Linked DNA regions of Homo sapiens: region 1 is linked to region 2. The links are chromatin loops, found by intact Hi-C in ENCODE. Cell type or tissue: PC-3. All regions are shown on one strand. Each heading gives the region's core, and the rest is flanking DNA. Links, peaks and the distances in the headings are about the cores only. Region 1 has its middle 550 kb from the start of ADGRL3-AS1. Region 2 has its middle 430 kb from the start of ADGRL3-AS1.

What was found. Peaks named below come from ENCODE experiments on the same cell type or tissue, not always from the same donor. Only the 100,000 strongest peaks of a DNase experiment are listed, where the experiment ranks them.
Region 1: it touches region 2 in a loop (13-fold over the local background); 20 of 110 quality-filtered maps call a loop at or near these places.

The regions. Positions count from the first base shown.
Region 1 is chr4:62,703,681-62,716,149 of GRCh38, forward strand. No RefSeq gene overlaps it. Among named protein-coding and RNA genes, the nearest start is that of ADGRL3-AS1, 550 kb to the left of the region's middle. In PC-3, for the core only: a CTCF peak has its summit at 6,170 (motif pointing left); a DNase peak (open chromatin) is centred at 6,181; H3K4me3 peaks cover 1,115 bases; H3K27ac peaks cover 904 bases.
Region 2 is chr4:62,590,308-62,602,776 of GRCh38, forward strand. No RefSeq gene overlaps it. Among named protein-coding and RNA genes, the nearest start is that of ADGRL3-AS1, 430 kb to the left of the region's middle. In PC-3, for the core only: a CTCF peak has its summit at 5,132 (motif pointing right); no DNase peak of the experiment used is centred there.

The DNA.
Region 1 (12,469 bases), core at 4,007-8,006, 110 kb after region 2:
ACGCTATTGACAGCTAACCTCTGAAATCAACTTATTTTGTCTTAATTATGCAGGCTTAAAACCTAGATGGCAAGTTGATAGGTGCAGCAAACCACCATGGCACATGTATACCTATGTAACGAAACTACGTGTTCTGTACTTGTATCCCGGAACTTAAAATAAAATAAAAAATAAAAATAAAAAAATAGCAATCACATGGAAAGTACTTACTGTGTGCCATTCACTGTTGTATTCTCACCTCTTTACATATATTAATTATTAATCTTTGTAATGTTATGGAATAATTCTTTTATAATTTTTAAAAACAAATGTAAAAATTCATCTACTTTTTTTTCTTTAGTTTTGGATTGTTGTCGTATGGGATAAAACCAAATTACAATAAGTAGCTCATTACTTTAAAGAGTTAAAAATTTTAGCTGGAAACATTATAAAGGCAGACATACTTATGTATTCATGCTCTCACCATCTTAATTTATAGTCAAATATTAGATCCTATGGTACAGATATAAAGAAAGATGTTTGTTTGGCATGGTATGCCTAGGTGAGAATTTCCATAAATTGGAGCAGTGCCAGACATGAAGTTCCTTACAGCAACAGGTGATAAATCCTATTCAGCAATGGGAGAAGAAACTTGAGGTTGGCAGACAGGGTCCTTTCTAGTTTCTGGTATGAACTTCTCTATTTACCTTAATTTTCTAAGGACACTTTTTGCAAGTTTCTTGTATTGTAACTCCCAGAGATTGCTTAGATACAAAAATTGGCTTTAATTACTTCAATATATGAAGTCTCATGTATCCAAGGCAACAGTATATGGCAGGTAGGACATTCTCTGGCCTTTAGAAGATGGTTAGAGATGGGAAATGTGAAGGATCAAGCTAGATAGAATAACAGGACTAGTTTAAACATCAATAAAGGCATATGAAGTATCAGTAACATATTAAATCTTACTAGAGAAGTCTTTGTTGGAAACAGTATAAATTTGTATATGGCTATACTATCCATATCATTCATTTAAGTGTGTGTATTAAAACACATTTTTTGAAATATACTGGAGTAAAAAGATGCATATTTAAAAATGAAGGTATACTTTAAAAATATTAAACCTACTTTGATAACCTCAAGGTTCTCCTTTAAGGATCCTCAAATTTCATGTTAGCAAAAACGATTAACTGTTGTGGAAATTATTCATTAAAATCAAGTATAGACATGTTCACATTGAAGTCATATGTTTTCCTTAAATATATGAATATTAAGGCCTGTTAAAATCTAATCATATGTCCACACAAAAAAATCGTTCAAGTCTCTTTATCATATGTTGACAGCAATTTATAAAATTAATGCAAATATTTTTAGCAAGCAATTTTTTCTCTTTTTCTTCCTCGTGGAAGAATAATTACTAGTAAAGTTAAATGTTAGTGCAGGAATTAAAATAATCAAATTTTACGTTGTTCCTGTTTAGAATCTACACAGTCTGACTCAGTGAGTAAAAGAGATACTGATACAAATGTGAGTGGACTTACATTGACTTAAATATTAAATATAAGAAAGTCCAGATTCTGTAAAGACCTATGTGGAATAAAGATATTCTGGAGTTTAAATAGTAATATTGAATACATGCTAGTGTAGAAAATAATTATAATAAATATATAACAAATATATTGAGTATTTTGTATTGTTATAGTTGAATGCTATGTGTATAGATCCCACAATACCTAATTCAATAAAAACTGCTATAGGAATAAAAAGCATAAGCGTGATGTAATTAATTACTATTTTCAATTAGGTATATCTCAGACAATACATTTAGTTCAATGAAAGTAATCTTTTACATTGGATTTTTTTTTTTATTTCTTAGGACTTATTGACTGCCATCTATATTGTTTAAAACATAGAGCTTCATGGCATCTATTATTTAAAAAATGAATTTTAGTTGAAGGAAACTTTCAATTATGAATCAGTAAAATATGTATTATGACAGGATTATAGTCCACTCTGTTTATGAATGTGTTTCATACTTGAAAAACACTCAAACAGCACTTAGGTAGATTTAATTGCTTAATCAATACATTTTACCATAAAGATTATTACATTGTTTTATTGTGATCTACAGTGAGATCATGCTTGTAAGGAATCAGATTTAATGTTTTTAAATATATAATACTTTCTAAAAATTGCAAAAATCAGTTTGTTATTTAATTTTTTCTCACATAAACTTTAATATTAGAAACTTGAATCTAGTATTAGAAAATTGCACTATGAATATTTATTGTGTAAGCATGTGTGATACAGTAAGAAATACATATTTGGTCTTTGTCCCTTGTTCCTGAGACAGAGCTTCTAAAGATTCTTGGAATTTCCTGAGTGATAGTATCATCTTTATTATTTAGAAGTCCCTAAGAACCATGTCTGAGTTGATTCTAATAAAGTTATGCCTGGGGGCCCCTGGATAGCTTCAGGATGGGGACTGGTTGCCAGAAAGATCAAGGCATGATTAGAGAGCTGGAACTTTCAACCCCACTCCTCCACCTCTGGGGAGGGGAAAGGAGCTGGAAATTAAATCAATTGCCAATGGACAATGATTAAATCAATAATGTCTATATGATTAAGGCTTCATGAAAACGCCTAAACAATGACATTCAGAGGGCTTCTGGTTGGTGAACAGAGCAAGACGCTGTCAGGGTGAAACATGTGGAGAGGGTGTGAAACACTCTCTCCCCAGTATTTTGCCCTGTGCCTTTCTTCCATTTGGCTGTTCCTGAGTTATATCCTTTATAATTTACTGGTAATACTAACTAAAAAACTTCCCTAAGTTGTGAGGATTGTCCCAGCAAATGACCAAAACTTGAGGAAGGAGTTGTTGAAGCCCCTAATGCATAGCCAGTCAGAACTACAGGAGGCCCAAGACTTGGGATTGGAGTCTGAAGTAGGGGGCAGTCTTGTGGGACTTAGCCTCTAACCTGTGGGGATTGTACTAACTCCAAGTGGTTAGTGACAGAATTGAATTGAATTGTAGTACACCCAGTTGGTGTCCAAATAGTTAGAGAACTGGTTGCTGTGAGAAAAAAATCCCACGTTTAATAACCGATGTGTTGTTAGTAAAAACACTTTGTAACATCTCACACTCTATTTATGGAAATATTGTACATGAAGAAGTAAATGTGGAGAACTATTCCTGCAATTTAAGATAGTCCAAATGGAACAGGAGGCCCTGGGTCAAGAAATCATCAAAAAATCATATATTTTGAATATGTCTCAGACGGCAAACTATTTAGTAAAAAAAAAATTTCTTCTACATTGTTAGGAGAAATGTTTCATTTGTCTAGTCTCACCCTTTAAAAAATGTCAAGGTATACAAGCACTTTTAGTGTGCTTACTGAGTATAGATACAATAAATGCAAAATTACAAAAATCATTATATCTTTTCCTTGCCAAGATAAATGGTTTCATACTGAGGTCAATATACAACTGTACATTTTGAGGTTTAGACTAACCATTCTTAAAGCCCTTGAGAAAGGTAATCTTTTTTTTTGAATATTGAAGAGAGTTACTGTGTTAATTATTTCAAAAAGATTACAAATAGGAAAAATGTCATTTTCACATTTTTCTCTATTATTTATTAGATATTGGCAAATTATAATTGTATATGTTTATGGGATACAAAGTGATGCTGTGATATATATATATATATACATATATATATACATATATATATACACACATATATATACACACACACTCAATATGGAATAATTGAATAAAGGTAATTAACATATCCATTAACACAAATGTTTACCATTTATTTTTCTGGTATAACTGAAACACTGTACTCTTTGACCAACATCTCATTCCCCCCAACTCCTCAGCCTCTGCTAATCATTCTGTTCACTGCTTCTGAGTGATTATTTTGGATTTCACATATAACTGAGACCATGCAGTATTTGTTGTTTTGTGCCTGGCTTATTTCTCTTGGTATAATGTCCTCCGAGTTCATCCATGTTTTCGTTACATGATTTCCCTCTTCTTAAAGGCTGAATAGTATGCATTAGAAGAACACTGATCTTTCATAGCTTAACTCATTTGTATTGTAATTTGAGAAATAAGACCCCTATGTAAGCAATTCTAAAAAATAATTAGCCTATGAATGCTATTGATATGATCATTTGATTATTACTACAAGAAGTTTTAGGGAAATAAAACAAAATGTATACAATAAAACCAGAGAATGTCAACCATACTTGTCCAAAAGCTCAAGAAAGATTTCTTGAGTTTATGATTAAAGCAGTATTTCAATTCCACAGGAAAAGGATCAACTTTTAAATAAATATCTGGAAAACTAGCTATTTATTTGAGAAAAAGTTTAATTCCCTCCCACAAGCCATATACAAAATTAAATTTTAGAAGAATTAGAGGGAAAAATATAATAACCTGAACTATAAAAGTACTAGTAAAAAAATGCAAATATCTTAAACAATTTGGGGTGAAAAAAGCTTTCTTAAGCAAGATACAAAGTCAGAATTCATAAAGAAAAAAATGGTAGAGATGACAATCATTATGATCATCAACAATGATGTAAACAATGCTAATAGACAAAAGACAGGCTGGGGACAATATTTGCATTTTCTATTATTAACAAAAAGTAAGTATACATGATACAAATGTCTGTTATAATGCTATATATGCAAAAATAGAATTAACCCAGTATCAAGATGTTTAAACATGATGTGAATGTGCAATTCTAAAAAGAAAGCCCATAAATTTCAATAAAAATATAAAACAATCCACAATCTCTATATAATCAATCAACAATGAAAACAGCCAAGACATAGCACCCCAACCTTCAAATATGAGAGAAAAAAAGACTGATACTGTTCATTGCTGCCAAGAACTGGGGAAGAATTCCAACAAGACACTCTACTGCATTGTTGGAGCAAATGTGAAATTCGACTAGCTTTTTAGGAAGTTGTACCTTCCTTTTGCCTCAGCAATTCTACTTCTAAAATTCATCCAACAGAAATATACACATACACAGAGAAGTGTGTACAAGGATGTTTACTGTGCCATTGTTTATAATAAAGGAGAAAGAAACCTAAAAATCAAAACTCTAAAAATTCAATGAGAAAAACAGTTAAAAATGTATGGCTTACTCATGCTATAGAATATCATGCTACTGTTGAAAAGAATCAAACCTTTATGAGGACATAGAAAAATACTTCAGGTCTGTTTTTAATTGAAAGAACAATGTGTTGATCAATATGCATAGTATGATCTTGTTAATATACAATAGAATTTGTGCATGTATACAAAAGTGGATTTTATGCAGGTAAAAAGGATTGAATGTATACATAAACTTTTATCTCTGAGTTTGGAGTGTAATTGGTGGCAAGGGAGGGTGCTGGTGGAAGAAGAATTCATATGCTAATATGTTCTTTATTCAATAATTTTTTCAAGATGTATACTAATATATATCACTTATAAGAGAAAAATGAAAAGCTTCTTCCCCAAAATAGATTTTATATTTCTTTTATTATTTTAATAAAAGATTCTAATATTTTATCAGTAAATTCTTCCAATGTACTTTTTTTGTCTTCAATTGTATAACAGATACTGTGTTAAAATTTCCAAAAACCTTTATATGTATTCCTTTAGGATATAAATGCCTTGGTATCCAATTTCCTGAAAAAAAAATAGCTCAATTATTTATGTGAGTGACTCTATGAGTGATCTAGGTCAGTAAATTAAATAACTTCCATGTCACATTTAATGATTTATTGCATCACTGTTTATAACTAGGTAATAGAAAATGTGATGCTACTTTGGAATTCACTGGCTATGCAAATTTGTAATTCACTTAATGTTTCCCTCCAACAAATATCCTCAGTCATCGACATGAGGGACAAATGCTTCTCTATCACATGATTTTATTTTCTTCCAGTTTATTTCTCATAATGCTTTATCACGAACATGCTACCTAGTTGGAGCAACATGGTTGACATTTCTTTGCTAATAGCCCAGTTTGCACCAGACATTTGTGTGAGTGGAATATCAGAAGGACTCACAAAATAATATGCAATGATAGTTGATATCAAGACTGCAAAAATGAACTGAAACTAAAAATATAGATAGTCATGCTAAATAAAGATTTTTTTGTTAGTATATAGCGCCACCCAGTGTTAAAGAATTCTCCATGGAGCACTCTGCACAGTAGGCTATTGTACCAAGGTAAAAAGGGACACAAAAAGGGACTCTGTGAGCTCCATATTAATATGTTCATTTGAAGTTTGTTTAGAGATACTGCACTTGTTAGCTTATTAGAAAACATTACATTGAAATCAAACCACAATAAAAACAAACAGGAAATGATCACTCCAATCTTCATTTACTGGTAATTCTTCTCTTTTCGTATCTTAGTTGTTTGGAAAAAAAAATCTGGAAAAATTGTTACAATTTTACTAATTCACCATGTATTGCATGATACTTTAAGACATTTTAAAGAGATAATTTCAGAGGCCATTGTAGATTTAGATGTAATTTATGTTTCTGCATCTCTAAAATGATGTTTTCTTTTGAATTAAATTACAGACGAAAATGAGAAATGGTTTATAGAGAGAAGCAAAGGAATTTTTGGTTTTCTATAGTGACTGTTACCATAGGGTTGTGGTGCTTTAGAGAGATACTATATAGCAATGAAGCAATTCAATTAAAGCATAAATATTTATATTAAGGAAAATCTAGAAAATAAAAAATAAAAAAATATATTCTTCCATTACCTCTTTGCTCAAGTGATAAAGAGAATGTAAAATCTTCTTTTCCTCTCTAAGTCTTCAGAACTTATATAGATTTGATTTAAAAAATCACTAAATCTTCTAAGGTAATAAGCTACTCAGTTTATTTCTCATTTTATTAAGACTCTTTGCTCCCTCCTTACTGTACTACTTTTTAAGCTTTGACTTCCTTGATGCCTGAAATGTATACCTCTTCTACAGATCAATGTTTTCCTTTATCATGGCCCACAATCACATGAAACTTGGAATTTCTGTGACCCAATAATAATTTTTCTCATTAAAATGGATCTCTTTCCAGGTTCTGTCACTGTTACTAACATTGTATTGGTTTCTTGTGTTTGAAGTATTTTAGCAGTTAGCAAATTTCACGTGTTGTTACTGTTCTTGCTCTTTTTATTATTGTTGTGTTTAACTCCTTGTTCTTTTCTTTCACAGGTTCTGTCCCATGGTATGATAACTCCTTTTTGTTTTGTTTCTTGGTTTGCTCCTTCCATTCCCAAGCCATCACTATCATTTAGGCCCTAGTTATTTCATATTGCCATTACAATTTTCTCCTATCCAATCTCTCTGTTGCTCACATCTCCTTCTTTGGATCCAATCTGCAACAACAAAATATTGAAAGCTTTTCTCATTGTCCTTTCCAAACAGCCTGCCAACTCCTTAAAAGAATTATGCCTTTCAATGTATACCCCTAAGTCAGCATTTGACGCTGTGCCTACTTAGATGACCTATGTGATGTTGATCATCGAGTAGCTAACAGTAATGCAGGGAAAACTACTAGCTGATCATGAGAAAATGTGATAGCATTAGGTAGGCAGATTCATGGTACATAGATTTTTTTTTTGCCATTGGAGATCACTCTTTAGATTCAAGTGCATGTTTGTAGTGACATTTTCCACTACAGTTGTTTTATAAAGTTCACCTATCCAGAGCAGAGCAGAAATGCAGTCTCCAACAGATATAAATAGACTTCCAGGAATCTGGCTAGAAAGGAAGAGGGAGCAGTATCGTACAGCCATTTCAAAGCTTAAGAAGAAAAATAATGACTATCTGTGATGAATGACGAACGACTCAATGTAAGACATATGGCAAGACAACCAGGGATGCACAAGAGGATCAGAAATGTACAAAATTGACACTAGTCAGATTCCAAAGCAGACTCTCAGTTCAACTAGTTAAAAACTATTCCCTGTTTTTGGTAATGAAACAGGAAATGGAGGTTGCTCTTAGAACACATTTTATTGTTATTATTCATTTTATAGCTTTTTATACCAGGAACTTTACCTCTTTCAGTAAGTGTGTGTAAACTGTTTCCTTTTCAATGAACCTTTTTATTGTCCGTTTACATTCCCTGACTAAGAATCCTTTAGGGCATATGGATATCTGGAAACAATGATTGTTGCCTGATATTTGAAGTCAAGGCTTTGAGGTTTAAATGGGAAGGTGGGGGAAGGTAGGCATTAGTGAGTTCTTAGGGAATTTCTGGTCAAAATGATAAATTCATACTTTACTTCCTTTTTTTTCCCAAACATGACAAAACTAAATTTTTTAAAAATTATTCATTTGTGTAAGTTACTTCTTATACCATGATACCATGAATATGCTGATCTGAAGGATTCTAAGTAAGCCAGAGACATCATGACATTTCATCTTCTGTGGGGTAGACATATTGAATGGCAAATCACTGGAACAGAGGACAAGAACTAGCCACTCTGCATAAAAATGAAGGCTGAATTAAGACCCCCTATCTCTGGAAGAAAGGAGACTATAAAAGCTTAAACCATTTCCAGGAGTTATTGTCTTTTTTTTTTTTTTTAGCAGCACAGTTAAGACCCTGTCTGGGATGAACTGTATGTTACCTCAATGACTAGATCTAGAATACCCTGGAACATTACAGTATGAGAGCCAATATAATTCCTGATTCCAGATGGGATCTCGGCAGCCAGTTGGAGGAAAAAGCAAAACTGCTGGACAAAGAAGGAAGGGGAGTAGCGGGGGAAAAAGGGGGGGAGAGAGAGAGAGATTTCTCACCTGAGATCAGCAAAATCAACAGTTGAAACATAGGAGCAAGTCAATGAAATGCACATGTTACAGTAAGTTTGAATTGATTTTACAAGAGGTTTAAGATTCTAAAAGAGAAATGGGAAAGAATTCTTAGAAACAATGAGAATTATAAAACAAAGACAAAGTCATATAGAACTGATAGATATCAAAATCAAATTACAGATCTTGGATATTAAAATATGGTATAAAAATAAGACTCTCTAAGGCACCATAATAACTAGACATCATGTTGGGATTCAGAAAACAAAACCCCAAATATGATGCCTTAGTGTGTTGAGCATTTTGAATTAAAAATAATTAAAAGGCTCAGAAGCCTTTTCTCTCATCCTCCTGTTCCCTGCCTGTCTTCCTTCCCTGAAGTGAATAATAATAACCAGAATTCCGCTTCTACAAGACAGGTCACAGAAACTAGAACTCCTCTCTGCCAAAGAAAACCACGGATCCTAGAAAAACTATTCTTCTCCCTTGAAGACCTTCACTGCAAAGGGGTCTTGCCCTATACCTGGGAGGTAGAAATGCTACATAGAGAGGTCAAAAAGAACCCGAACAGATAGGGCTTGCTGGGTTCTCCAATCAGTCTCTTATAATTAAATCATACCCTCTGTCCAATCACATTTCTACATGACTGCCCATTCTTCATTGAACTTGAGCATAAAAATAGATAGTCTTGGCAGGGCTCGTTGGGTCACTCCTGTAATCCCAGCACTTTGGGAGGCTGAGGTGGGTGGATCACGAGGTCAGGAGATCGAGACCATCCTGGCACGGTGAAACCCCGTCTCTACTAAAAATACAAAAAATTGGCTGGGTGTGGTGATGGGAGCCTGTAGTCCCAGCTACTCGGGAGGCTGAGGCAGGAGAATGGCATGAACCCGGGAGGTGGAGTTTGCAGTGAGCCGAGATAGCGCCACTGCACTCCAGCCTGGGTGACAGAGTGAGACTCAGTCTCAAAAAAAAAAAAAAAAAAAAAAAAAAAAAAATTTAGAGCTGTTAGAGAAAGAAAAGACAAATTGATTATAAAAGAATGACAGATAGTTTGAAAACAAACTTATCAACAAAAATGGATGCCAGACAGAAATAGAATACTATATGCAAAGGACTGAGAAAAAACATACAGAAACATACGTACAGGTGCACATGATTTTAAATCTTACAATGGTTGTGTCACCTGTTAGTCTTACTAATATTTTACTCAGCTTGCTTTAAATATAAGAAAACACAAATAAAGACGATAACATTACAAAATATGAATTCTTATATATAAGTAACATATATATTTGGAAAATATAAAACTGTCCTGAAATCCAGTTATTCAGTTACTGAATCTACATGCTATTTATGGTTTAGATATTTCCATAACCTTAAATTGTACATTTAGAACCAGTTTTCTAACTTACTTTCTGCAATTAAAAAATTAATGATCTATTTAAATTATAGTTACATAGATAAAACAGTAATTCGGTTCTGGTTATTTGTTGCTGCATAAAAACACTTGAAACTAAGTGGCTTAAAATAATTTATTTTTGCTTACAATTTAAAGAGGATGAATTTGCAGGGTGGTAATTGAGTGATGTGTATCTGAACGTGTTGTCATTTGGGGCTACTGAAGCTGGAAGATCTGCTTTCAATATAGTCTTTTACTAATGTGTCAGGTGCCTTGGGGCTCCTTAGATTTTTTCTTTCTCTACAAAGTTTCATCCTCCAGGACCTCTGTAAATTCTTTTATTTCTTAATAGCTTCACAAAACACTTGACATTTTCAACTTCCTATCTGAATATCTCCTTCTCTAGGTCTATCGATTTGCTAAAAACAATTTTCTATTTTCCATGTTACCACAGGTACCAGCTTCACTAGACTTTGCAATAATGCTGAAGATGGCCATCTTTCTCTAGTCTGAATACAATTTCCTGACTTTCTTTCTAGTCTCCCCAATAGTTTCCTATGTCCCTTCCAGGTTCCTCTCACTGGCTTATTATGGTAACATCTTTCTTCCAGTTAAAATGTACCATATGGATAATTAATAACAAAACACTCTGAAACGTAAGGATTTAAAATTATTTTATTTTTCCTAAATAATTATGAGTTAGAGATTCAGAAAGAGTTCATCTGACTTATTTATGTCTGAATTTGTGAAACTGGCTTCAGAGGACTGGAAAATGAGGTTTGGGTAACATGGACATTGTAACAATATTGACCTAATCCATGAACACAAGAATATCTTTCCATCTTATTTGTGCCCTCTCTAATTTTTGGTATCAATGTTCTTTTAACAGTTTTCATAGCTGATATTTATAATCTCCTTGATTAAGTTAATTTCAAGGTATTTTACTTTTTTGTAGCTATTGTAAATTGGATTATTTTCTTGATTTCCTTTTTAGGTAGTTTACTGTTGGAACATAGGAACTCATTACTGATTTTTGTATGTTGATTTTATAACCTGAAAATTTACTAAATTTACTTATTATTTCTGACAGGTTTTTGGTAGAATCTTTAGGGATTTCTGCACATATGATAAAGTCATATGCAAACAGGGACAATTTTGTTTCCTCATTTTCAATTTGGATATCATTTTTTTCTTTCTCTTACCTAATTATGCTGGCTAGGACTTCCAGTACTATGTTGAATGAAAATCATGAAAGTGGACATCCTTGTCTTGTTCCAGATCTTAGAGGACAAGCTTTTTCAAAATTTCCACATTTAGTGTGATGTTAGATGTGAGTTTTTCATATGTTGGTTTTATTGTGTTTAGGTATGTTCTTTCTATACCAAGTTTGCTGAAAGTTTTTATCATAAAGGGATGCTAAATTTTATCAAATCCTTTCTCAGCATTTGTTAAAATAATCATATGGTTTTGTCCTTGATTTTATTAATGTGAGGTATCACACTTATGGATTTATGTCTATTGAGCCATGCTAGCATTCTTGAGGTGAAATCCACTTGATCATGGTGATGAGTTCTTTAATGTGTGGTTTAAGTTGGTTTGCTAATATTTTCTTGAGGATATTTGCATCTCTGTTCATCAGGACATTAGCCTGCAGTTTTCTTTTTTTTGTTATGTCCTTGACTGGTACTGGGGGAAACATTGATCTCATTGAATTAGTTTGGAAGTGTTCCGTCCTCTTCAATTTTTTGAAATAGTTCCAGTAGTGTCTCTATTTGTTCTTTAAATCTTTGGTAAAATTCAGCAGTGAAGCCATCATGTCCTGAGATTTTCTTTGTTAGGAGACATTTTATTACTACTTTGATATCATTATTCATTATTGATCTGTTTGAATTTTATGTTTCTTCATGATTCCATCTTGGTAAGTTGTATGTGTCAAACATTTATCAATTTCTTCTGTTTCCCAATTTATTGTGTGTAATTGTAGTAATCTGTTATGGTACTTTATATTTTTGTGGTATCAGTCACAATATCTCCTTTTCAATTTCTGACTTTATTTGAGTTTTCTTTTTTCATAGTTGTCGTAGCTAAAGGTTTGTTGATTTTGAGGAAGAAAGGAAGAGAGGAGTTAATACAACAAACAGAAAACATGTAACAGAATGGCAATAGTAATTCTTTAACTACCAAAAATAACCTTGGACATAAATGAACTTTTCCACTTAAAAGACAGAGTTGCTGAATGGAT
Region 2 (12,469 bases), core at 2,730-6,729:
TCCCCTTTCAAAATTCCCTTTCTTCAAGGTTTCCCTGAGTGCATGATTGTATATGGTCAACTTACTTATAAGAGATCTGTAAAATTATTTCTCACATGTCCATGGCTTTAGAATCTTGTATTTGGCATCATGTGGGAAGTTAATTTCAATAGAATTTATAAAAATCCAGGCATAATAATATCAAATGAGTTAAGAAGTGTGGTTTCTGAAATAAATGACACAGAAAACAGATACATTTCTTTAATATTGACTAGTTTTCTTAATAAATTAAACCTTACATAAGTTTCAATATTAAAAAATATGCAAAAATAATCAGGGCAATTGCAGGGAAGAGGAAATGATGCAGTGGGCATAGATCTTGAGTCAGCACAGCATGTTGGTCACCTATTGCCATAATAGTGCTATGGAATGAACCATCTCAATATTCAATGGCTTGCAAAAACAAGGACTTATTTCTCTTGCTCAGATTTTTTTGGGTCAGCAGGATTAATTCAGCTCCAATCTATAGATTCACTGGGCTTGTTTACAGGTTGAAGACTGAATGAAGACATATTTCTATTTATTTATTTTTTTTGCCATTGTTACCCAGGACATGCTATCCTCATGGGTTATGGAAGAAGTCCAAGAGCCAAGCCAAATGAAGCAAGTACAGTTTGGTCTAATACTTATAGTGCACCCACTAAACTTAATTGTCCCAAGCAAATCACATGGCCAAACCTTAGCTCATTGGTGCAGAAAAGTATATGTCACCAACAGAGGGATAATACTGCAAAATTACATAGCAAAGGCTGTGGATATGTACTCTTAGTGCATGGAGATAAAGAATCTGTACTTCTCCCTTCTATCCCAAAATAAATAAAGAGAATTGCGGAGTATACTTATTTGGCTGTCTTACGAGAACTGAGGTTTTCAAGGTCCAAAAACAAAACAAAAAAAAAAAAGAAGAAGAAAAAGAAAAAAGAAAAACAAAACGTGGCACCAAGGGCTGAGGAAAACGTTCTTAGCTCCTTGCTATGGGATGAATTGTGCCCCCCAACAAGATGTGTTCAAGTCCTAATCCCAAGTACCTGTGACTATGACTTTATTTAGAAATAGGACATTTGCAGCTGTAATAAGATGGCATCACTAGAGTGGGGTCTAATCCAATATGTCTAGTGTCTCTGTAAGTAATGGAAAATGCCATGTGAGGACAGAGGGAGAGATTAAAATGGAGCAGGGGCAAGCCTAAGAGCCCCAAGGATTATTGAAAACCACCAGATGCTAACAAGAGGCAAGAAAGGATTCTCTCCTCTAGGGAGAGAGAGCCATGGCACTGATAACACTTTGATTTTGGACTTTTAGTTTCCAGAACTATAAGACAATAAATTTCTGCTGTTTTAAGCCACTCAGTTTGTGGTACTTTGTTACAGCCACCCTAGGAAACTAATATACCCTTTAATAACCACTTCCCTTGACATAGCCTGATGAGGAGGTAAATATATTGCATCAGCTTGGCAATAGTATCTCTCTGTTGCTGCTCAGATAATATAAACCAACAATTCTGGACTACAAAGAACTTGGAGTGAGTGCAAGATAGACAGCAATGATGCTGGCTTGGGAAAAGGCTCTTTGAAATTATAAGGATGCCATATATCAAAAGGGTCTTCTTGACCCTGAATGCTGCTGGATATTGGTAACTGAAGTGACTGAAATTCTTGGCAAAGTAGCAAAAGTGATGAATATAGTTGATGTTTGTGATGTAGCCGCTAAATGGGTTTTAGTGACGTTTGATGACAATAATTATTAGAGTGCTACAAGATGCATGGATGAAAACTTTCCAAGCCCTATCTTCCTCTTCCACCTCATAATAGTTAACCAAGTTGCCAAAGGGACTGTGGATAGTTGGCATTTTTTCATGTAGATCATTGGGGTTTTTTTTTTTTGGATAATTTTTATGTTTTCTACACTGTCTTGTTTGAATTTATCCGGATAATGGGTGCCATAAATAACTTTTACATTTATAGTATTCCTACTGATTTTCATGAAGATCTATTAGGAATCTAACCTTTAGTTTTTAGTTCTAGTTTTATTGTAAACATTCATACTATTTTCTGAAGCTAATTTGTAAAGGAAGTTCAATGATAGTACTACTTACTAAATTTCTTCCTCAGATAATATGATTTAGAGGATTATTTTCCAAGTAGGTCTATTTTAGAAATAATATTCTAGAAAAATGGATTCATAAGGATAACATAATGTTATGCTGCCACTTTACTTTCACATTGGAAGGCTCGTTTAGATCTCCAATCAAAAGCCAGTGGTATTTCATAACGTTCATATTTAAATTAATATAATACTGAATGAGAATAACTTAAATTGCATTAATTTTTTTTCATTTCTTGCTATACCTACCCTCAACATAGTCTGTTAGAACTGATAATTGAAGTGTTAAACTTTGAGGGAAAGAAGAGAGTCAAATACATGGTGCTTAGAAATGGCATATATATTTTTTTCTCAAAACCAGTTGTCAGTAAGAAATAACTCAAATAGAGTTTGGTTCTGTAGAGACCTTTTTTCCCTTAAATTCAATGCAAATATCTTCTAAATTTGGGGGAAATGACCTATGAATGACAAAAGATTTCCATTGCACTATTTCATTTTATTTTTATAAACATCTTAAGGAAAGGAAATGGAAAATGATATCATCTCTATTTTTGGAAGATAAACTAAGTTGTGAAAATTCTAGGATACTTTTCCAGGATCACATAGCTAGCTAGGATCATTGCAGGATGAGGATTAGAATTCATGTTTTATTCACTCACTTTTCATTTATTTATTCAATTGAGATATTTAATGCGGAGGACTGCTATTTTCTACTCTCATCGTAATGATATCTACTTTAGATGAAGATGAATATTTTGCTTGGGAGTGTGGGTTTTTATACATGGAACTTTAAAAATAGAAAGATGTTGATTTTCATTTAAAAATATCCAGTAGAAAGCTAGGGAGAGGATAAGAGAGCAATGAAAGGGAGAGAGAGAGAAAGGGAGAATAGAATAGCCCATATCCCAAAGAAAATAGGTGTGATGTTTTCTTAAGTTCTACTCACAAAAACAAAGGCAATTCTAAAGTAAGAATGAATAGTCATTACCACTTCATTACTATGCAATCGAAAAGAATATAAATCATGGGTAATCCTCTTCCGAATGGAACAGATTTGCAGAACTTTTTATCATCTTGAATTCTGTGCAGTGTATCTTTTTTTCAGCTCCTTAGCCTTGGAGCTACTAAAGTAACTAGGCCAAAAATCATACAAAAATATAGTGTCTTGTTCTTTATTTCTCTATCTAATCTCTCTTCCTCTCCCTCTCTCTCTCTCTCTCTCTCTGTGTGTGTGTGTGTGTGTGTGTGTGTGTGTGTGTGTGTGTGTGCATCTCTCTCTCTCTCTCTCTCTCAATTTGTGTCGATGTCTGTTTTGGAAAGAAGAAAAAAACAAATTTGTAAGCCTAGACTCTGTATTTAATTTTTGATGCCTAAGTATTTGAGTTAATAATGAACATTTCATAAGAAATTACTAAGAACCTTAATTAGGGTGCAACTTAGATACAAACAAAATGAATGAAAAATAGAAGAGAAAAAAAGTAAAATGTCACAAAGTTAATAGATTTTGACATAATAAACATCATAAAAATGTTCTTTGTGGTGTATTTTAAATAATTCATAAATTAATATAGAGAACTATAGCCCTGGTGGCTCAGAGGAAAGCATAAAATAAAATAGGGCATCCAATGAGTCTGTTTACTGAATATCTTTGTGCTAAATATGATATGAGTATGAGTTAAACAAAGGAAGGAGGTGGGGGAACTTTTAAATTTTTCAAATTTTAATTTTCAGGTAGAGAACATTGGTGGCATGAGAGGGATATAGGTAAGTATTTGTAGTTATAGCATAATCCAAATGGGCTTAAACTTCAACCAACCTTCTCTGCTAATAAAATAGTATATGACAGCTACTTAAGAGAGGGTTTCTACTAAGGATATAAAAGCTCACCCTACTCCGGGGATGTCTTAGTTCATTTTGTGCTGCAATAAATGAATACCACAGATGGAGTAACTTATAAAGAAAAAATGTTTATTTGGCTCATGGTTCTGGAGACTTAGAAGTCCAAAGAGCATAGTGCTGGCATCTGGTGAGGGTCATTCCACGGTGGAAGGGTAAAAGTGAGTGCATGAAACAGACAGGAAAAAGGGGTGAAACTCCTGCAAAAACCAACCCACTTGAGTGACAATGGCATTAATCCATTCACGAGAGCAGAGCTGAAGTAATTATAGAGCAGTGAACTAGTAATATTGGAATGATGAGAAACGCTGGGTTTTCCTCTCTGCATTTTATTCTTCTGGATTGTGACCCTGTAATTTTTCACTTCAATTTTAAGCTTCCTAAAACTTTCAGAAACATAGGTTTCCTTTTGTTCATGTTTTTAGTTGTTCTCAGCAGGAGAGTTGTTACAAATTTCCTATCCTGCCTTACTATAGAAAAAGTTTTTCTTAGTGTTTTCAATCTTTCTTTATAAATGATTCATTAAAACCCTATATACAAGGATTTATGAGTGCAACTGATACTAAATAACAGTTTTACAGTGATATTAATATTCTTTTGAAATACCCACTTTTGGAAAATAATACATCGTAGCTTTAGGTTGTAAAAACAATGCAATTTGGTGACAGATTGACTGTAGTTTTAGGGCTTAGGATAGAGATGATGAAAATGCATTCTGCATCAGTGGACAATTTATATTTACTGTTAATTGAGCACATTTTCCCCATTTCAAAAATAACATCCACTGTGGGCGGCAAGCCACCCAGGTGCCGAGACAAGAGACTGAGGACACGAGCTGTTCCAGTATAATAAAATATAAAATAAGAATAGTTATACCAGATATAGATCTTAGATATGATTATATATGAATATAATTAATCGTTAGTTGGTAGCAATTACTCTTTATTTCAATATTATAATAATCTTCGCTCTATAATCATAACCTAGGAAAAACCAGGCCATACAGAGATAGGAGCTGAGGGGACATAGTGAGGAGTGACCAGAGGACAAGAGTGCGAGCCTTCTGTTATGCCCAGATAGGGCCACCAGAGGGCTCCTTGGTCTAGCGGTAACGCCAGCATCTGGGAAGACACCTGTTGCCAGGCGGACCGTGGTCTAGCGGTAGCGTAAGTGTCAAGGGAAAACACCTGCTACTTAGCAGACTGGGAAAGGGCATCTCCCTTTCCCCCGGGGGAGTTTAGAGAAGACTCTGCTCCTCCACCTCTTGTGGAGGGCCTGACATTAGTCAGGCTCGCCCGCAGCTATCTGGAGGCCTAACCGTCTCCCTGTGATGCTGTGCTTCAGTGGTCACGCTCCTAGTCGGCTTTCATGTTCCATCCTGTACACCTGGCTCTGATTCTAGATAGTAGTAGCAAATTAGTGAAAGTACTAAAAGTCTCTAATAAGCAGAAATAATGGTGTAAGTTGTCTCTCTCTCTGTCTCCTCTCTCTCTCTGCCTCCGCTGCCAGGCAGGGAAGGGCCCCCTGTCCAGTGGACACGTGACCCACGTGGCCTTACCTATGATTGGAGGTGGCTCACTCTCCTTGTCCTGCCCCTTTGTCTTGCATCCAATAAATATCAGTGCAGCCTGGCATTTGGGACCACTACCGGTCTCCGCGACTTGGTGGTAGTGGTCCCCCAGGCCCAGCTGTCTTTTCTTTTATCTCTTTGTCTTGTGTCTTTATTTCTACACTCTCTCGTCTCCGCACACGGGGAGAGACGCACCGACCCTGTGGGACTGGACCCTACAATCCACTCTCTGCACCTTGTAAACTTTAAAGTTTTATCACTTAATACTTATGTAAGAGTCCTCAAAATTTATTATATAGGAATAGTCACACATATTTATTCAGTAGCACCTTATTTTTAACTGTCTTTTATTATTAAGCATTTATCTCACTCTATTATAATTAGATAAAAGAGTATTGACTAGAAAATATGTCTTATGTATCTTTATGACCACATCCTTAACAGAGCCCTACTCTAAGTTTATTAAATAAAGGAGTGATGAATGTATTCATACAAAAATAGTGAGATGTTGTGCTAATTTTTCTAATTTCAAAATCAGACTTTTTTTCTTTCCAACTTTTATTTCAGGTTCAGGGAGTACATGTGCAGGTTTGTTACATGGGAAAATTGTGTGTTGCAGGGGTTTGGTGAACAGACTATTTCATCATGCAGATAATAAGCATGGTACCCTACAGGTAGTTTTTCAGTTTTCACCTTCCTCCCACCCTCCACCCTTAAGTACGCCCCAGTCTCTATTGTTTCCTTTTTTGTGTCCATGTGTTCTAAATATTTAGCTCCCACTTATAAATGAGAACATTTTGTATTAGGTTTTTCGTATCCGCATTAATTTGCTAAGGATAATGGCCTCAGTTCCATCCATGTTGCTACAAAGGATATGATCTTCTTAGTTTTTAAGGCTGTGTAATATTGTATGGTATATACATATATACCACATTTTCTTCATCCAATTCCCCACTGATGGGCATTTAGGTTGATTTCATATTATTTTAAAATTTACATATGTAGCCCTTAATATATGTAAAATTTACATATACATCCTTTAAATATAGAGGTCTTAAAGTTATAAATGTATACATATATATAGAGAAAATATATATATAAATACTTATATAGAAAAAATATATAAGTATATATAGAAACAAATATATAATTTGAATGAATGTCAAGTGACAATTTAAAACTACAACATTTCTGTTAATTTATATATTATGCTCATACATACAAAAATATATGTTTGTGTTATGCACATATATGCATATATTCTTGGCGGGTTCTGATCACAAACAATATATAAAGCATTCTTCATGTACATTTTTGCATCTTTTATATAAATAGAAGCAATGGATATGCCTCTATTTTAGCAAATATTAGCGGCAATAAAAGGATTATATATATATGGCATTGGTTTCTCAGAGTTTGCTTCAAAATCTCCTGTCAAGTGTGGGAGATACCAAAATTCTTCCAAAAATTGTGCTCAAGTTTTACAAGATATTTTTTATTGCAACCAAGAACACCTTAACTGATCCAGCTAACGGGTAAGCACCAGTGGCTCAAGGCTGTGTATTTATATGGACTTCAGGTTTAATTCACCATAGGAATTCTAGCACTGTATAGAGGAGTTCCTCAAGGTTTTGGCACTACTGACCTATTAGGAAAATACAGAAACTGTATTGCTTTAAAAAATGGTATGCTTTAAACATTAATTTAATTCAAAATATTTTAGACTTTCATAAATATTCCGAGAATGATATTATACTATTATGACTACTTGTATAACCATTACATAATGTATGCAAATTTGAACTGTTGGGAACCAAACCTCTATGGGTCTCTCAATCTTCTGCACATCTTGTGAGCACAGGCACTGACTGCCTTTGTGCTAGACTATCTTTTAAGTTTATTTTTATATCAAAAATTTCTTGGAAGACAGAGATATTGTCTCTTTCCAAAGCATAAGGCAGCATGCTTACTGCTTCTTACAAAAAGATTCAAGTACCCTCAGCTCAGACACAATATGTTAAGAAAACACCCATAGTCAATGTGGTATTTTTTCACTTGCTTTCATAATAGAGGCTAAGAAAAAAAGTTTATTTTTTCTAGCATTATGGCTAAGCAAGATAATGCAAAATGGCTATAACCAGTAAGATGTGAGAGGAAGTCCATAGGAGCTTCTTCAATATATTTTTTGGATTGGTAATGAGAAGAATAGAAGTTACTGGTGAGTCCTGACTCTGCAGAGCCATCTTTGTGTTATTAGATACCAAACATAAGAACAAAATGCCAATATGCTACATGTGATATAATAGGAAGAGGGGAAAGGACTAGCTCTTGGAGGTACCATTGAACAGTTGAACTAATCTCATTAGTAGCTACCTGATGGACTTCTTACAGTATAAGAAAGAATAAATCTTTCCCCCAGAAGTTATTAATTAAAAAATTTAAATCTATAGCAAAGCTAAAAGTATTATAAATGTAAACATGTATAAATTGAATATATTATAGCTAAAACTGATATGCGTATTTTTTCAATTTTGCAAAATTTGTTTGCTATCTAGCTCATACATGCTTACTCTGAAAATTTGCTTTTGCATGTACACACATACATGCATATAATTGTCCTTATTATAAATTATTTAAAAGTAAACTTCAGGTATCATGACACATTACACCTAGCATGTCAGCATTTACATTTGAAGAATATGGACTTTTTTTTATAAAACCACAACACTGTTGCTATACCCAAGCAATTTATTGATGGTGAGTAGCATTATCTAATACATTGACCATGTTTACATTTCCCTAATTTGTCTCCAAATGTCTTTTTCCTAGTATTTTATCAGAGATCATGTTTCTTTAGTCTCTAAATCTAGAACAGTCCTAATACTTTTAAAAAATATTTTTTATGACATTGATCATTTAGAAGATAGTCAAGTTATCTTTAAAAATGTCACAAAGCTGCATTTATCTCACTACTTATTTTTGTTAGATTCATATTAAATATATTTGGCAAGAATACTATATGAGCTTTTTGTACACTATTTGGATTTCTATTTTGTACACTATTTGTTTACAAATACACTCTTTGTATTTCCCATTGTATTACATCAGAAACAAGTGTTTGCCTCACTGAAAGAAATGCTGTATTTGTTCAATTGGGTAAAATATCAGAAACAATTTTTTACTTTGTAATAAATTATCTGCAATGTTTTATTTTATTACCATGTAGATATCTTCTTTTTTAATAGTTTAAAAATTTATTGAGATATAATTAACATATTATACAATTTATCCTTTAGTGTACAATTAAATGATTTTTAGTATATTCACAGATATGTAGTCAATTAGACAATATCTTCATCACCTCAAAAAGAAATCCCATACCCTTTAGCTATCAACCCCTCTTCCCTTTCCCACTTGAAGCAACCACTAATCTACTGTCCCTAGAGATTTGTCTATTCCGGACATTTCATATGAATGAAATTATATAACCTATGGTCTTTTGTGAATGGCTTCCTTCATTTGCAGGATATTTTCAAGATCCACCTATGTTGCAGCATATTACAGTAATTCATTTATTTTTATTGCTGAACACCATTTCATTATATGGATATGCCACATTTTGTTCATCCACTTGTCAGTTGATGGACACTTGGGTTGTTTCTAACTTTTTATTTTTATGAGTAATGGTGCTATAAACATTGACATACAAGTTTCTGTGGGGACATATGTTTTCATTTCTCTTGGGTATATACATAGGATTAGATTTGCTGGGTCATAAATTAATTCTTTGTTTATCTTTTTTGAGAAACTGCCAGTGTATGTTTTCCATAGCAGCTGCATCTGGACTGTCAATCTTATTCTACTGATTTTTAAATCTGTCCTTATGCCAGTACTATACCATCTTGAACACTGTTGTTTTGTAGTGTTTTCAAATTGGTAAGCCTGAATCCAACTAATTACTTCTTTTTCAAAATGGCTTTGGCTATTCTGGGTTTCTTACAATTCCATATGAATTTAGAGTCAACTTATTAATTTCTACAAATGAGTCATTTGAAATTATTATAGGAATTTTAGATCAATTTTGTGAGTATTGCCATCTTAAGACTATTAAGTCATTTAATTTGTGAATGAGGATGTCATGTTCATTAGGCGTCTTTGGCCTTTCACAATGGTGTTTTGTAATTTTCAGAGCATAAGTTTTGTATTTTAACAAATATTTTTAAGTATTTTATTGGTTTTGATGTTGTTGTAAATGGAATTGTTTTCTTAATTCCACTTTTGGGATATTCCTCGCAACTGTAAAGAAATATAATTGATTCTCATATCCTGTAACCTTGCTTATCTCATTTATTCTAATAATTGTTTTGTGAATTCCTTAGGATATATCTATATACAAGACAGTGCCATCTGCCAATAGAGTTGTATTTTTTTATACCGATCTGGATGCCTTTAAAAATTTTTTCTTGCCTAGTTGCAATCAGCCACTCTTTCACAATTAAGTATGGCCTTAACTGTGGCTTTTTTTTTAATAAATGTACTTTATCAGGTTAAGAAATTTCCTTTCAATTTCTAGTTTGTTGAGTGTTTTTATCACAAAAGAATAATAGATGTATTTCAATTTCTTTTCCACCTCCATTGAGATGAACGTGTAATTTTTGTTTCTGCTCTATTTACATAATGTGTTACAATAATTGATTTTTTTTTTTTTTTTTTTTTGAGATGGAGTCTCGCACTGTCACCCAGGCTGGAGTGCAGTGGCGCGATCTCGGCTCACTGCAAACTCCGCCTTCTGGATTCACGCCATTCTCCTGCCTCAGTCTCCCAAGTAGCTGGGACTACAGTTGCCTGCCACCACGCCTGGCTAATTTATTTATTTATTTATTTATTTATTTATTTATTTATTTATTTTGTATTTTTAGTAGAAACAGGGTTTCACTGTGTTAGCCAGGATGGTCTTGATCTCCTGACCTTGTGATCTGCCTGCCTCGGCCTCCCAAAGTGCTGGGATTACAGGCGTTAAGCCACCGCACCTGGTCACGAATTGATTTTTGAATGTTAAGGTTTTGCAGGTTGTATCCTCATTTTCATTCATCTTCAAAGTGTTTTCTGATTTCCCTTTTGCATTCTTTTTCACCCATTGGTTATTTAGCAGTGTTATTTAATGAAAAACACATTTGTGAGTTTCCCAAATATTTCTTATCTGTTATTGATTTCTAATTTTACTTCAATGTTTTTAAAGACTACACTTCATATTATTTTCATCCTTTTAAATTTAATAAAGTTTGTTTCATAGCCTAGCATGTGGTTGATATGGAAGGATGCTCCATGTGCACTTGAGAAAATATATCTTTTTATATTTTGTAGTGACTGGGTGCAGCATGTTATAGATATCTATTAGGGCTAGTTGGCTTATATTGCTGTTTTAGCCTTCCGTTTTCTTGCTAGTCGTCTTTCTTTTGCCTAGTTGTTGTGTTCATTATCAAATGTGAGGCATTAACCATCATCTTAATACGTATAAGTTTTGCTTCATATATTTTGTTTCTCTCTTACTAGGCATGTATATGATTGTTTTTATCTTCCTGGCTAATGCACCTTTTATCATTATAATATGTCTAACATATACCTCTAATAGAATTTTAAATTTTAAAGTGCATTTGTCTGCTATTAGTATAGGCAATATTTTCTTGTGGCTGCTGTTTGAATGGCATGCCTTTTCCACATCTTTTCAGCTTATTTGGATTTTTGAATTTAAAGTGTGTCTTTTGTAGAAAACGTGGTTAAATTATTTGTTTTAATCCAGTCTGATAATCTCTGCCTTCTGTTTGGATTGTCTAAGCATCTATATTTAATGCTATAATTGATATAGTTCGATTTATGTCTTACATTTTACTTTTGTTTTTGTGTGTTTAATGTCTTTTTTTGTTCTTCTAATTCTCTTTACTGTTTTCTTTTGCATTAAGTGAATCTTTGTTTCTTCAGACAAGGTCTCACTCTGTTGTTCAGGCTGGAGTGCAGTGGTGAAATCATGACTCACTGCAGCCTCAACTGAGAAGTTGAAACAATAATACAAGCAGTCTCATGTATCTTTTTCCTTCACTTTTCAAAATCAAATTTGTTGGATATGAGACTTTCTTTTCCTTCCTTCCTTCCATCCTTCCTTCCTTTCTCTCTCTTTCTTTCCTTCTTTCTTTCTTCCTTCCTTTCTTTGTCTTTTTCTTTTCTTTTCTTTCTTTCTTTCTTTCTTCTTCTCTCTTTTCTCTCTCTCTTTTTTTCTCTCTCTCTTTCTTTTTTTCTTCCCTTTGAATGTGTCACTCCAAGGCTTTCTGGCCTTCATTGTTTCTGTTAAGAAATAAGATGTTGTGGGGAGGGGCCAAGATGGCCGAATAGAAACAGCTCCGGTCTATAGCTCCCAGCGTGAGCGACGCAGAAGACGGGTGATTTCTGCATTTCCATCTGAGGTACCGGTTTCATCTCACTAGGGAGTGCCAGACAGTGGGCGCAGGTCAGTGGGTGCGCGCACCGTGCACGAGCCGAAGCAGGGCGAGGCATTGCCTCACTTGGGAAGCACAAGGGGTCAGGGAGTTCCCTTTCTGAGTCAAAGAAAGGGGTGACGGACGGCACCTGGAAAATCAGGTCACTCCCACCCGAATACTGCGCTTTTCCGACGGGCTTAAAAAACGGCGCACCACGAGATTATATCCCACACCTGGCTCGGAGGGTCCTACGCCCATGGAGTCTTGCTGATTGCTAGCACAGCAGTCTGAGATCAAACTGCAAGGCAGCAGTGAGGCTGGGGGAGGGGCGCCCGCCATTGCCCAGGCTTGATTAGGTAAACAAAGCAGCCTGGAAGCTCGAACTGGG